Regions from separate parts of the Homo sapiens genome. Here all the other regions are linked to region 1. A link is a loop called in an ENCODE intact Hi-C map of the cell type or tissue named here. Cell type or tissue: PC-9. All regions are shown on one strand.

Region 1 (5,000 bases):
GTGCGCGTGCGGGAAGGAGAGAGAGGGTGGTAAAGCCAACGTTTTCATCCAAAAAGCAGAGGCTTACGGGACAAAGGGGACGGAAAATATCCCCTGCAAATTAAAAAATGCAGACACACATTTCCCCTGCCTTCGCCTCCCACGGACCCGCCCCTTCAGCTCCTTCCCTCGCGCTCCCAAGCTCCGGGGCCCCTGAGCCCTGCGCCGGCGGAACGGGGCGGAGCTCGCGACCCTCCCTCGTCCGCCGACCCGGGAAGGGGCGGGGGCCTACAGGAAGTGGGCGGGGCTGGCTCGCAGGGCGGAGCCTCGCCTCGCTCTGTGCATCGCAGGTGTGCTTGCTCCCGGGCTGGTGGGGCCACCCTGTGGCTGCCTGGGCTGGAACGTTCTGCCTCGCCCAGCTGAAGGCCCTAAACTTGCTACGCCTTTTGGGGTGAGGAAAACCCAATAAAAGACAACTCCAGCAACCTCCCAAACGCAGGGATTCTTGTGCTCCCCTGGAAAGTCTCAGATAAAGTTAGACCACAAAATGTGGGTGTGCCCTGAGCCCTCGCTCAAGGGCACAGAGCAAGTCACTGGCAGAGCAGGGACTGGAACCCGGTGTCCTGATCCCCAGGTGAGGCCAGCCTCAGAGCTGGCGGGAGGGGCAGGGCGGGGTTGGTCCTCCCAGGCTGGGGCGCAGTGAGGCTCACCCAGAGTGAATTTGGATGTTTTTCCAGGCAGAAGGACATGTAAAAAGAGACTGGCAGTGACTGACCTGGACTGGCAGGTGAGTTTTTTTTTCCCCCTCAACATTTTATTTTGAAATTTTTCGGACATACAGAAAAGTTGAAAGAATGGTAGGGCAGACACCCAACATATGCCCACCCATACGCCCACCACCTAGATTCTGCAGTTACGTTGTATTGTATTTGCTTTGTCACACATCAGTCCAGCCCTCTATCAACTCTCGGTCTGAAATGGTTTTTAAATTACATTTTAATTTTTAAAAACCAACCTCCAGCCGGGCGCGGTGGCTCACACCTGTGATCCCAGCGCTTTAGGAAGCTAAGGCAGGTGGATCAACTGAGGTCAGGAGTTCGAGATCAGCCTGGCCAACATGGTGAAACCCTGTCTCTACTAAAAATACAAAAGAAATTAGCTGGGTGTGGCGGTGCACACCTGTATTCCCAGCTACTCGGGAAGCTGAGGCAGGAGAATCGCTTGAACCTGGGAGGCAGAGGTTGCAGTGAGCCAAGATCATACCACTGCACTCCAGCCCCAGCAACAGAGTGAGACTCCGTCTCAAAAAAAAAAAAAAAAAAATCCGTTGAACTATTCAGCCTCTACATACATCAGGAACTCAATCAGTTGTGATGGTTTGTCACAGATGCCCTTGCTGGCCTTTTTTGCCCTGGTCCCTGTGTCTGGAGCCTGTGGCCAGGGCTGGAGGTATCTGAGCAAACTGCATGGCTGTTCCCAGCTGCTCAGGGCCACAGCCTGCGGTCAGCCTGACAAAGCCTCCCAGGACACACAGCAAGGACCCCCCAGGACACACCGTCCTCTCTAAAGACACTCACGGGATGCCTTCTGGGGGTTCAGGGAAGCCAGAACCGCTGCTCCTTGGGCATGGCAGGAACCTGTCGTCGCAGTGCAGGGAGCACAGACACCTCCACGAAAACAGCACTCAGAAAAGCCTGACCCAGGGTCCTAGCTCACAGAGGCCCACCCCGCCGCACTCCTGCTGTGCTCATCTTTACCAGGAAAATTTAAGTCACTAGATGCCACCCTGTGTCATCCCAGCTCCAAGGGGAGGAACAGAGGAGAGACAGAGTCCCAGGCCTGCAGCTCTGATTTTAGACTAATGTTTTTCCAAAAGGTCCCATCCCTCAGCTCCGTCCTCATGCAAGTGTGGGAAGACGAAGCTGGCAGCTCTTTCTGGCCTGGCTCTCAGCCCTGTCTTCTCCACGCCAGCCCTCCGCCCGAGCCCAGTAGGGGCTTCGTTGCCACTGCTCACCCACACCACGCCATGGCAATGGTGACCTCACCTGTTTTTTGCCCCTGTCCTGATGGTTCTGTTCCCTGCAGCTCCCTTGGGGCTCACAGCCCATCGGTATCTCCCCACTGGGTGCAGGATACCGTGGAAAATACCCCGGGGCCTGCCCCCATGTGCCCTGCCACCCCCGTCCTTGTCTCCTCCCCCACATCTCCCAAAATACCAGGCTCTCTCTTGCATCCAAGCTTTTGTGGTCACCCCAGTTTTTCTACCTGGCAAGTCCTTTCACCTGTGAAGTCCCAACTCCTTGCTGCCTCCCTCATAGAAGCAGAATCCAGCAGGGGCACACAGGACTGGCTACAGTGCGAGCTCAGTGGTTCACTGGCTGCCCTGCTGCCCTGCACCCCGGGCACTCTGCGCAGGCCTCTATTCGTCAGGGCTTTGTCTGCACTTAGCTCTTCCCTTACAAAGATAGGAAGCAGCGCGCCAGCTGAATGGACCCACAGAGAAGCTGCGTGGAAGGAACTGTGAATCTGCCAGCACCTACCGGAACAGCACAAAACTCAGAGAACCGGAAGCAGAGAGTGCAGGAGGCAGAAGTGATGAGAGCAGCGGGCGTCCATGGAGCTCAGCTGAGCCAGACCAGGAGAGGCTGCCACGGAGGGAGCCTGGTTGTACCCAGTTAGAGCAGAAACAGGGCTGAGGGCTCGGACCATAAGCCCTCAGATTCTCACTGTTCCTTTCAGCTGGTGACTGACTGTGTGACCGTGGGCGGTCACTTAATCTTGCCGGTAAGGGCCTCAGTTTCCTCATCTGTAGAATGGCGTTGGAAAGGCATGGCTGGGAGGTCTCAGATAAAGCAGAGTGCTGTGTGAACGCTCTGGGTTTGCAGACAGAGTGGATGTTCCTAGTGCATTGCACTCATTTTCCTCGCCCAACATAAGCTCATGACTTCCGCCATCGTTCCCAAACAAGCAGGAAGCTTCACACTGATGCCTGATCCACAATTCCCAAAGCGCCCTCAGGGCCACCATTTCTTGCGAGCCTCGCAGCATCCACGAGGGGGCAGCACAGGACTAACATCGCCCCACGGCCTGACGGGCTGCCGGAAGCAAGTGCAATAATGGTGGGGGTGGCCCCCAGGAGCCCCAGCTTTGCTCCCTCCCCCTCCCCCACCCTGTGCGGAGGACTCCGGCCTTGGGGTAGGGGGCTGCTGAACTGGGCGTGGCATCTAGTCAGGAACTCTCTGCCCCCCAGCCCTAGGGCTCAGATCACACACACACACACACACACACACACACACACACACACACACACGGGGCCCGCCCCTTTCCTAGGAGCTGTCCGTTCCCAGGACAACAGTCAACACAGCACAGGCGGGAGTTCAAAACGAAACTGGGCTCAAATGCTCTCCCCAGCCCGGAGAGCCCTGTCCCCATCGGCCACTCTGAGCTCGAGGCCTAAAGGGACAGTGAGGAGGACCCTGCCCAGGCTCTCCCGGGGTTAGGAGGGACAGAGTGTTCCAGGAGGAGGTTTGAGCTGAGCTCAGGCACAGGTCTCTCTCTCTCTCTCTCTGACACAAGCGCACACACACACACACACTTGCACCATGGGGAGCCACCCCACCCCTGGGCTCCAGAGAACCACATCAGCTGGGTACCGATTGCCCCCCACCAGGCCACCAGCCTCGGTCTCCCCAGCTGCCCGGGGTGGCCCTATGGCCAGCAGGGGTCTTGCTGGTGGCTGCCAGGCCCCCCAGGCTCTGAAGGCGCAGCGGGTGGCTCAGGGAGCTGCCTGCGATGGCGTGCAGCAGGACCAGCTGTGGCGGGAGCTCCTGGAGGCCGAGCGGCGGGGCCAGCAGCGCTGGTGAGTACCTGCCCTCCCTTTTCCACCCTGACTCCGCAGCCTGACTGCAAGTTGGGGAAGGTTTTGGAGAAAGGGAGATGGGAGGGCAAATGATCTGGCTGAGGGACAGAGGGCATGGCATGCCCGGGGGAAGGTGGGTCACCAGCCCAGCCCAGAGCCAGACCCGAGCCTGAGCCTAAGAAGCGAGGAAGATGGAAGCCAAGACCAGATGCCGCTGGGTCAGAGCAGCCCCACCTCGTTCATTCCGACTGCGACGCGGCCGGTAATCCCTTGAGCTGGAGCCTGCTGGCCTAGTCTGGGTTAGAGGAGCTGGCTGTCTGACCTGACTCGGGGAAAGGATGCTCCTTCATGCATTCATTCAACCAAAAATACCCATGAGCCGCTCTGAAACGAGACCAGACTGCAACAAGGGACTAGACAGACCTGGCCATGGCTCCACCGAGCCTTCATACTCAGGACAGGGCAGCCAAAAAGCAAGCAGAGAAGCAAACAAGTACAAATCTGTATGAAGTGTGACCAGCGGTAAGAAGGAAACAGTTCAGGGTCGGGGGCAGAGCCGGCTGAAGGCCTCTCTGAGGAGGAGACATTTAAGCTGAGACATGAAATAGGAGAAGGAGCCAAGAGTTTGATGTATCTAAAAAACAAAACAAAGAATTCGTGTAGCTGAGGCACAGGGAGTGAGGAAGGCCACAGGATGAGGGGGAGCAGCGGGGGCCACCCCAGCCCTTATAAAAGTCTGGATGCATTTTTTCCAAAGGAGACACCATCCAGGATTTTAAGCGGGAACATGGCATGATCTCGATTACATTTTTAAGTGAGCAGCCTGATAGATTCTAGGATGCATTCATCTTGCACCACTGAAACTTCATACCCGTTGATTAGCAACGCCCCATTCCCCCTCCTCCCAGCCTCTGGCACCCACCATTCTAGTCTTTGCTTCCAGGAGTCTATTTTCAGTGCCTCATAGAAGTGGAATTGTGCAATATTTGACTTTCCATGTCTGTTTTGTTAGTATCCTGTCCTCCAGGTTCATCCATCTTGTTGCATATCGCAGAATTTCCTCCCATTTTAAGGGTGAATGTATATATGTGTGCAGTTTCTTTATTCATTTGTCAATGGACTTTTAGGTTGCTTCCACATTTGACTATTATGTGTAGTGCTA
Region 2 (5,000 bases), 350 kb after region 1:
AAAAATCTCCCTTTCACTCTTGTCTCTCGGCAGTAATGTCCTCTCTTTGGAGACTATCATTGTGTTGGTTTCTCAGATATTCTTGCAGAATATTTATGCAAAAATGTTCATCTACGTTATCCTTCCCCCTTTTAGTGCACTAGTAATGTATTTTTTTCCTTCTTTCAACCTAACAAAATACCTTGCAGATTGCTCTCTGTCAGTGCAATAAATACCTTTCTTACTCTTTTTTTTTTTTTCTGGAGAAGGAGTTTTATTTTTGTTGCCCAGGCTGGAGTGCAGTGGTGTAATCTTGGCTCACTGCAACCTCCGCCTCCTGGGTTCAAGTGATTCTCCTGCCTCAGCCTCCTGAGTAGATGGGATTACAGGCACCCACCACCACACTCTGCTGTTTCGTATTTTTAGTAGAGGCAGGGTTTCACCATGTTGGCCAGGCTGGTCTCGAACTCTTGACCTCAGGTGATCCGCCTTCCTTGGCCTCCCAAAGTGCTGGGATTACAGGCATAAGCCACCACACTCGGCCCTTTCTTACTCTTTTTTATGTCTTCACAGTATTGAATTGTGTGTATACACCATAAATTAACCATGCTGTACCCCAAGACTGGACACTTAGGTTATTTCCGATATTTTGCTACTATAAATAACACTGAATATAGAATAATCTTGTGCAGATGTTACTTCATTTAAGGTTGAGTATTTCTAAAAGATAAATGGCTAGAAATGAACTACCAGGTCAGAGATACATGCATTGGTGATTTTGATCATTGGCAATTGCCAAATTGTCCTCCATAGATTATCCTACCAATTTACCTTAACTCTTTCTAGCAAGAGATAAAGGTATGGAACTATGATAAAGCAAATAAATTTTCACTCAGCTTTTAAGAAACAGCATTGTTCATTTGTATTAACACATTTCTCCAACAAAAGAATCCACATTCTTTTGGATAGAAAGAAGCTCTATATCAAAGGCTGCTAACTGCCAGAACAGTAGTTTTCTTTGCTGGTGCTATTAAAGGTTTTCAATCATTTTAGCTTAAAGTCTGACGTGGTACTGAAATGTATATATGAATTTTGGGACACATTACAATCATTCAAGTATATTATATATGTATATAGGCTGGGTGTGGTGGCTCATGCCTGTAATCCCAGCTACTTGGGATTACTTTGGGAGGCTGAAGCGGGCCAATCGCTTGAGCCAGGAGTTTGAGACCAGACTGGGCAACAAGGCAAAACCCCATATCTACAAAAAATACAAAAATTAGCTGGATGTGGTGGTGCACGCCTGTACTGCTAGATACTTGGGAGGCTGAGGTGGCAGGATCAATTGAGCCCAGGGGACCAAGGCCACAGTGAGCCATGATGCCACCACTGCACTCCAGCCTGGGTGACAGAGTGAGACTCTGTCTCAGAAAACAACAAACACACAACAAAACATGTATATAATGTACCTCGTGTATATTACACACTATCACGTGCCTTAAAGAATGAAATCCCAAGAGGTGTTCTTTGGAGAAAAAGAGAAATCGGATGACGAGGTTAAGTGTGATGGGTACAGACATCCACTGTGATATTGTTTTCTACCCTTTGTGTTTTCTTGTCCTATGTAATTTGTTCTGTAACTGCCATTAGAGATCAAGAAGGTGGTCCTTAAATGTTGCTACACACCTGACAGAAAGGTGTATTTCTATGTATGTTATTGGAACAACAGAGTTTCTTCCCATTCAAACGTTTATATAATTTCATCTTCTTTGGTTATTGGGAGCCCAGGTCTAGTGTGCACCCACACTGCACCCAGATTTTTAAAGAAAGTTCCATCAGAGGTGAATTACTACCTTCTATTCTTGAATTCTATGCAAATACTATCTAGTTTGTTAGATAATGTCTTCTTGATTATTAAATGTTCACGTCTCAGGCACTACCCCATGAACTATATTGGTTGCATCAAATTCATTTTGCCCCCCTGATTCCTTCCTCTGTTTTATCTAATATTTAATGTCAACCAAGATGCTTTTGGTAGTGCTGCTACCAGCTGGTCAATCATTTGCAAATGTGTAGTGAAGTCAAAGTGCTCTCCACCAGGTGGCGCACTTTCACCTTAGGGAGTCCATTGAATGGAGCCCTTGAATTTTGGGTGACCAGTATTCCTGATAAGATCCAGGTGAGGATCTTATCCCCTCCCTTACCCCCTCCCTTGGTGGGGAGAGGGGTGCAGTTGGATTTGAGTTCAAGGTTTCTAATGAGGAAATGCCACATCTAGGCTTCAGATTTACTACTGATCAAGATGGAGTTTAGTATTTCTGGTCTAAACCTCACTCAGAAACAAGCCAAACCCGAACCTTACTGCTATGGGTCAAATTGTGTCCTATTTGTGCCAGGACCCTTCCAAAATTCATATGTTGCAGTTCTAACTGGTACCTCAGGATGTGACCTTATTTGGAGAGAGGATCTTTTCAGAGGTAATCAAACTAAAGTGAAGTAATTAGGGCAAGTCCTGTCCCAAATGACTGGTGTGTCTTTATAACAAGAGGAAATTTGGACACAGATTTGCATAGAGGGGCCAGCCATGGTGGTTCATGCCTGTAATCCCAGCACTTTGGGAGGCTAAGGCGGATGGATCACCTGAAGTGAGGAGTTTGAGACCAGCCTGGCCAGCATGGTGAAAGCCCGTCTCTACTGAAAACACAAAAATTAGCTGGGCATGGTGCTGCATGCCTGTAATTCCAGCTACTCAGGAGGCTGAGGCAGGAGAATCACTTGAACCTGGGAGGCGGAGGTTGCAGTGAGCTGAGATCATGCCACTGTACTCCAGCCTCGCTGACAGAGTGAAGACTCAGTCTAAAAAAAAAAAAAATTTGCATAGAAGGAAGGCAATGTGGAGAGACTCAGGGAGAAAGCCATTTACAAGCCAAGAAGAGAAGTCTGGGACAGATCCTCCCTCACAGCCATGAGAAGGAACCAACCTACTCACATCTCAATGCCGGGCTTCTAGCCTCCAAATGGGAGACAATAGATTTCTATTGCTTAAGCCCCTCCGTCTGGAGCACTTTGTTATAGCAGCCCTAGCAAACGAATGCACCTTCCCATCCACATTTTGGGACAATTTAAGCAAGCTAGGTGGAGGGGTGTGAAAATGTGTGGATGGTAGAAAGAAAAAGGTATGAGAAGTGTTGGGTCTGCACAAAACAGAAATACAGGTGCAAACAGACCATATGTATCCAGCAGAGAACTGTTTGTGCGACAAAGCGTGTTTGTGGGTGAGAGTATGGATATGTGTGAAAAAGAGCCATGTGTATGCTTGAAGCACGAGTACTGCATGCATTTAAGGAAGTAGATATGTGTACGGAATCAACATGCATAGCACATGCACCGTTACGTAAGACACGTAAGGGGGAAATGTGTGTGAGAATGTGTATGTGTGAGGGAGAGAACAATGTGTGTGTGTGTGTGTGTGTGTGTGAGAGAGAGAGAGATTCTTTAGGATAATGCTGGCAAAGACACAAAGGTCAGAAGAGAGCCACCTCTAACTGCTTTGCCCACCCCGCCGTTTTTGGGGAAGGCCTCTGCTTATTGAATGGGCTTGGAGAGAGACGGCTCCTTTGCAAGTTACAGGTTGGCCACCAAAGTTTTTTAGCTCGGCCCCATTCTTGTCAACATTTTAAACCGGGCTAATTCAGCTCATTTAAGAAACTATCTTGAAATGACTTTTCCAAGTTTTGGTTCAAGTTCAATAAAGACATAAAACAAGTGGGTCAGGTTCCAGGAAAAACATAATCATTTGTACTTGTGTGCTTGTATTTAAATCAATGAACTAGGAGCGGGGAGGTGATTCATTAAATAAGAAAATAATAAACAACTTTTCATCGAATCTCATTTGTTTTCTTAGCTGAGAAAAGAATTACATTAATTAGTTCTACCAACTAATGAATTCTTAGTTGGTAGGAGTTTATGCATTTCTAAAATTCATTATAGATATTCAAAAATAGGATTAAATGGTTTCTCTCAAAGTCATTGTATTAATTAGTTAAGGTATGGGACATCTTCCTAGGAATTTTTCCCTCAGTGTAACATCATATTCATTTTGATTCTTCTGTTGAGCCAAATTACACTTTTGTCATGATTGAAAGATTGCCTATTTAAAGAAAGGAATTCATTTATGTAATGAATTATTCTATAGCAGGAGTGGGAAATCTAACTATAGCCCAGGGGCCAAATCCATTCAGTTGACTAACTTTTGCTTTTTATTTTTGTTTTACAGTCCAAGTAAGTATATTTTTACATTCTCAAAAGGTTACATTTAGGTGGGGAGCAGGGGCTCGTGCCTGTAACCCCAGCATTTTGGGAGGCTGAGGCAGGATAATTACTTGAGGCGAGGAGTTCCAGACCAGCCTGGGTGACAAGAGCGAGACCCCCTATCTCTAAAAAAAAAAAAAAAAAAGTTACATTTTAAATGGTTTATGTAAGCCTCAACTCTGCATCCTAGAAGGCAATGCCTAAAATATTGGCCTCTTGCCGTTTAAGAAAAATTTGCTGACCTCTGTTCTATGGGATTTTATCTGCTTGGTAAGACACAGCTGTCAAAACGTAAAGAGGAAAAAATGTAAGGACATTTTTCACAGTGATTATTGGTTTAGCAGTTGCAGTAAGTAACCCAAACCATAGAGCAGACATTTGGGCTAATGTTAATTCAACATCATTATTCTGCACGTTTTTACTAGAGTGGCTGAAATGAGCTATACCCTAGAAAGATAAATGCAGTTCAAGAATGCTCACTGCAGTCTTCTTTATAATCTCAACTCAAATGTCTATCAACAGAAGAATGTATATATGACTTGTGCCCTACTCATACAACGGAATGCTATTTAATAGTTAAAATGAATAAACTAGAGCTATATGGATGATCAGATGGATCTTATAATCTTGAGCAAAACAAGACAAACCGACCGGGTTACAGAATGAAACAGGAACACACAGGAAGTTGTAAAAATCTTCTGTATGACTTA
Region 3 (5,000 bases), 560 kb after region 1:
TGCCTATGGCAGAGCTAAGACTAACAGTCACTTCCTGATTTCCCATCGAGGAATGTGTGTAAACTCAGGTACCATTTTGAACTTCCCTTTGCATTTAGATTTGGAATACACTTGGTCTTGTTTCTCGTTCCAGAGATTTCCCTCTGTTTCTCTTTTCTCAGCCCTTCACATTCTCCCCGTGCCTCTGCTTATCCAACCCCATTTCTTCTTTTGGGGTTGCATTCAATTGATAGAGCACTTGGACATCCTGGGAGACAGATTGCCACCACCAATGTCCAGTGACCCTTCCAGGCCTTGTGTAAGTGCAGCCTTCTCCAGCCGCCTGGAAACCCCCCAGCTGGTGGGATACCTACATTCTCAACCACACAGCAGCTCGCTTTTAGAATTTGGCCCCTACTTTCCATTGTGGTTATGTTGGGATGGGCCACTGGCACACAGCAAGCGCCTGGAACTTGCTGAAGAAACAGATGCAGGAATGAAATGACCAGGTGAGCGTGCCTAGGTCTTTGGTGAGCTTTGGCCTGTTCTGGGCTTCATCAATGTGCTGAGGATCCCCGACCCCGCTTTTGGCACTTATCATGTGATCACCCACAGCCCCTGGGCTGTCCCTTTGAGAAAGCCCTGCCCAGCGTGGGTGGGATGTGCCTGGAGAAGGGGGAACCAGAAAGTGGGTGGGCCCAAGAGCAATCAAGAGGTGCTCTGTAGTTAGCCCCCAGGGTGAAACAGGAGAGGAGGGCTAGAACGCTGGGTTGGACGGACTCCGGGAAAGATGGAGGCTGGTGGGGAAGGACGGTGCTGGAGGGTCTGGCACACCTGAGGCCTGTGTGTATTGGCCCTGGACAGAGGTTGTGTGGTGACTTTTGTGGATGGGTTGTCCTCGTTTAAAGGGACAGGAACAGGGTGGGTAGCCATGGCCTGGGCACCACGGGCAGAGCACACACCCGCGGGAAAGAGCACTCTCCTTCTCATGCGAGCGAGCAACGAGATGCCTGTGGCTGTGTTCCGAGGGGGTCTGACGCTCACCTTCTGCTCTCATCACTCCTATGTGAGGACCCATGAATACGCCCCTCACAGTGTTTGCAGTTGGAATGTGTGTCCATTAGTGATTAATCGATATGGGTCCTTTTGTGGGTAAGTAGAGCCCAGGCACTCACCTTTCCTCTTCTGCCCCAGCTGCTGGGGGCAGAGTTTTGTTTGGTGCTCAAAGGCAGGATTATCTGTGGTCTAGATTTCAGGAATCATTCTCTCCACTCCCTCCCAGCATTCTGAATCCTGCTCCATGTCATAGCTTTTGATCCTTTTTTTTTTTTTTTTTTTTTTTTTGAGATGAGGTCTTGGTGCGTTGCTGAGGCTGGAGTGCAGCGTGATCACAGCTCACTGCAGCCTCGAATTCCTGGGCTCAAGTGGTCCTCCCACCTCAGCCTCTTAAGTAGCTGGGACAACAGGTACACACCATCATGCCCAGCTAAGTTTTAATTTTTTTGTAGAAATGGGATCTTGCTCTGTTGTCCAGGCTGGTCTTGAACTACCGTCTTCAAGTGATCATCCCAAAGTGCGTGAGCCACTGGGCCTGGTCCTGATCCTGATCTGTTTTTAAACAATTCTATTACCCAGTTTTGTTTTTCATCATGCTTCTTGAGATCCTTCTAGGCCTTGATAAAGTATATAAGAAAATAATACTGAAAGTTTGAAATAAATACGACTGTGAGACTCTTGTAAGTTGCTCTGCGGCTGGGCTCAGGGAGGGGCAGGCGGATGTGATATCTCCTATAGCATGGACAGCAAGGCAGGGACAGGGGGCTTTGTCTCTGAACTTGGGAAGAGTTTGTTATTACTAGGATGAAGAGAATGAGACTCTGTAGAGGGGAGAATTGCATTTAGTAGGAGAGAAATACAGAGAATCTGAACAGTTCAGAGAATCTGGCTCTATCCCTGACCAAGTGGTTTTGACCAGGCCTGCAATACATTTGTAGCAATGACACCTTCCCCATAGGGCTGTCCATAGACTGCGTGAGACCCTGTGTGGATGCTGCAAGCACAGGGGTGCCCTCAAAAGTAGCCAAGCTCACCAACACTCACGGGGGAGGCAGCATTGGAGACCAGCCTTATCAGGTGGGTGGCTTGTGACATGCACTTTTATTAAATGAGGCCATGGCAGGGCCGCAGCTAAGTCTCTGCAGTTTATGGTCTGCATGGTGTGCTGGCCGAGAGGACACCGGGGGCTGAAACCCAACCTGTGCTTGACTCATCACGCCCTCCGGGCTCTGGGACTGAAGCTGGCTGGGACATTGAAGGGGAAAGGGCACCTTGTTGAAATTTGTCCACCCAGAGGTCCTCTTTGTTAATTCTGCCTGGAGGGACTCTGAGTGTCAGTGGTGGCCCAGGGAGTTGAGCCTCTCCATAGTTCTCAATGCTTCACTCTCCGACGCGGAATTCTTGTTATAGCTGAAAATATCTGCAGGTCCCTGTCTATAAATGGAATAAGAATGGAGCAACTGCTGGAGATAAAAGGACGGAGAGCTTGGAGCCCTCCCTTCTCAAGCTTCCTTTCTTTTTCCTACATCAACCCTGCCACCTCCTTGCCAGCTCCACCCTCCCTCTCCCCACAGTCACCCCAGGGCTCCTTGCAACATCCTTTGAAACTCCTAGAGGAAGTAACCTCCCAGAGCTACCACTCTGGAGTTGCAGGCTAGAATTCTTTTCAGAGCAGCACGGAGTAACAGTCTTCAGACTTCAGGACTGAGACTCTCTGCATGGCAGTGGCTGGGAGGATCCAGTTTCCACGCCCTGCTGTATTTTTCAGGCCCCGCCTGTTCCTCATTTACCCCGTAAAAGTGCAGCCCTTCGCAGAAACATCTTGCGGTCGCTCGGGTCCCGGTGTCCTGGCCCAGAAATACCCTCTAGAGGGCGCTGTCACGCTGAGACCCGGGACAGGACGCACCGGCGCGAATCAGGGCCCCTCGCCACAGGGGAGTGTTGACAAATGGAAAATGAGTTAATACATACAACATTTTCAGCCGATAATAAGAGAGTTTTGTTGAAATTCTTGAGTGAATTCTCTTTATCTAAGGATAAGGTGATTTGAGTTTCAAAACAGTTCAAAATAAAGGAGAAAGGGACTTGGCTAGTCGGTTTCTTCACCTGATTTGACCCAGGCAGAAATTGAGTTATTAATAGCCATTTGATAGGCACTTCGCAGTTAATGGTGAAGCAAGACGGGATCAAGTTCTAGTTTCTACCCAATTAGAAATGCCCACTGGGTGAGAGGTCACCAGATACAAAGAAAAGGAACAGCAAGTCTTCTATGCTGAACACTGAATTTGAGCAGCCGACTTGTATAATGGTATTTTGCAAACACGACTTATTCCAAATTTATGGATAATTCGAAGTGCTTCGAAAATGAACAATGTCCAGGTTGATTATTGTTTTTGTTTACCGAGTGCTCTCTCTCCATGCCAGGGCCCTATGAGACATTTTCCATATTTTGTCCTACCGATCCTTGTAAGAAACACACAGGTGATTCTTAGCCTCAGTTTACACATGGAGGAGCTTTGAGAGATTAATGAACTGCCCTGGTCGTTTCAAAGTATTCTGATTTTTTCGCATGAATTGCTGATGGCTAAGGCTTTGCCATCTGGAAGTTCTACAATGGACTTTTGAGGCTTAGTATATTTGTCTTCAATATCATCTTGTTGGTTTTAGACCTGACGAGGTCCTTTCAGATTTTGATTTTGTTATCCAACATACTGATTTTGTGACTTTTAAAAATCTGACTGACTTGCTTTCTTTTCTTGACTTCTGTTGAATTTATAATTTTAAAATATAATTTTTCTATCCTCTTTTCTGTTTTTGCTCAGTTAATTCCATAATCACAGAACAAAATTATATTCTTTTAGTGGTTCTCCTTAGCTTTTGAAAACATACCTATAGGCTGGGCATGGGGGCTCATGCCTGTAATCCCAGCACTTTGGGCCGAGGCAGGCAGATTGTCTGAGGTCAGGAGTTCAAGATCAGCCTGGCCAACATGGCGAAACCCCATCTCTACTAAAAATACAAAAAAATAGCTGAGTGTTGTGGCGGGTGCCTGTATTCCCAGCTACTTGGGAGGCTGAGGAGGGAGAATCTCTTGAACCCGGGAGGTGGAGGTTGCAGTGAGCCAAGATCGTGCCATTGCACTCCAGTCTGGGTGACAGGGTGAGACTCTGTCTCAAAAAGAAAAGAAAAGAAAACATACCTGTATAACAAATATTGTCTAACACAGTTTGAATTTATTTATTACTTCTATACTCCTGCCAAACAGGGCCTAGGCCTCAGCTCACTTTGAAAACCATTGGGTACACCCTTATTTTATTAGTCTTGTCCAGAGTTTTAGTTTTTGTTTTAAAGAAAACCTAAAAATTTCAGTTATTGTTTTCAGTAAAAAAAAGAAAAATGTTAATTATAATATGTCCAACCTCTTGTATCTTTATCTACACTTTTTGCATCCCAAACCTTTTGTCTCAGTTCATGATTTCATGGTTCTTCTAGGGACTGTCTATGGAAGACAAATTCCTTTAGTTTTTGTTTATCTGAAAATGTATTTTTTTTTGCACTTTCTTTTCTTGAATGGTGGTTTAGCTCATTATAAAATTATAGGTCAACAGTTGCTTTCCCTCAATATTTAAAAAAGCATTAGTCTTCCATGAGACATTTAAATATTATCCTTTGCCATGTGTGCTCTGTGTTTCACTGTAATGTGTAGGTGTAGATTTATTTTTATTTACTCTTCTTAGTGTTCAGAGTCTGCTTTTTTACTCATCACTCGTTCATCAATTTTGGAAGATTCTCAAACATCTTTTCAACAACTTCTTCTTTGTGATCTCCTTAATTCTCCTTTCTGGCACGATTAGACACAAATTTGAACCTCACTGTATCCTCCATGCCTCCTAGCTGCTGTTTTACTTCTTTCTTAATCTCTTTGACTTGCTGTGCCTGCTGGATGCTTCCTTACTATATTTTAC

Evidence for each region. Hi-C counts contacts between places; a loop is a spot of excess contacts. Peaks named below come from ENCODE experiments on the same cell type or tissue, not always from the same donor. Only the 100,000 strongest peaks of a DNase experiment are listed, where the experiment ranks them.
Region 2: a loop joins it to region 1, with 8 times the contacts of the local background. A loop is called at or near these places in 14 of 110 quality-filtered maps.
Region 3: it touches region 1 in a loop (6-fold over the local background); 10 of 110 quality-filtered maps call a loop at or near these places.

The regions. Positions count from the first base shown.
Region 1 is chr2:11,129,754-11,134,753 of GRCh38, forward strand. CIMIP5 (ciliary microtubule inner protein 5) reads left to right here and starts at 3,375. Exons shown (of 3, transcript NM_001371321.1): 1 at 3,375-3,838. The coding sequence starts at 3,582. It overlaps FLJ33534 (Putative uncharacterized protein FLJ33534), which reads right to left and starts at 2,423. Exons shown (of 9, transcript NR_040080.1): 1 at 2,262-2,423. RefSeq lists enhancers at 29-529, 530-1,030 and a silencer at 79-388. In PC-9, CTCF peaks have their summits at 403 (motif pointing left), 603, 3,020 (motif pointing right) and 3,223; DNase peaks (open chromatin) are centred at 3,038 and 3,288; H3K4me3 peaks cover 1,741 bases.
Region 2 is chr2:11,476,032-11,481,031 of GRCh38, forward strand. No RefSeq gene overlaps it. Among named protein-coding and RNA genes, the nearest start is that of E2F6, 12 kb to the left of the region's middle. In PC-9, CTCF peaks have their summits at 2,096 (motif pointing right) and 2,300; a DNase peak (open chromatin) is centred at 2,080.
Region 3 is chr2:11,685,696-11,690,695 of GRCh38, forward strand. It overlaps a transcript of LPIN1 not described here. Among named protein-coding and RNA genes, the nearest start is that of NTSR2, 18 kb to the left of the region's middle. RefSeq lists an enhancer at 2,216-2,715. In PC-9, CTCF peaks have their summits at 2,911 (motif pointing right) and 3,114; DNase peaks (open chromatin) are centred at 2,256 and 2,686; H3K4me3 peaks cover 1,785 bases; H3K27ac peaks cover 3,659 bases.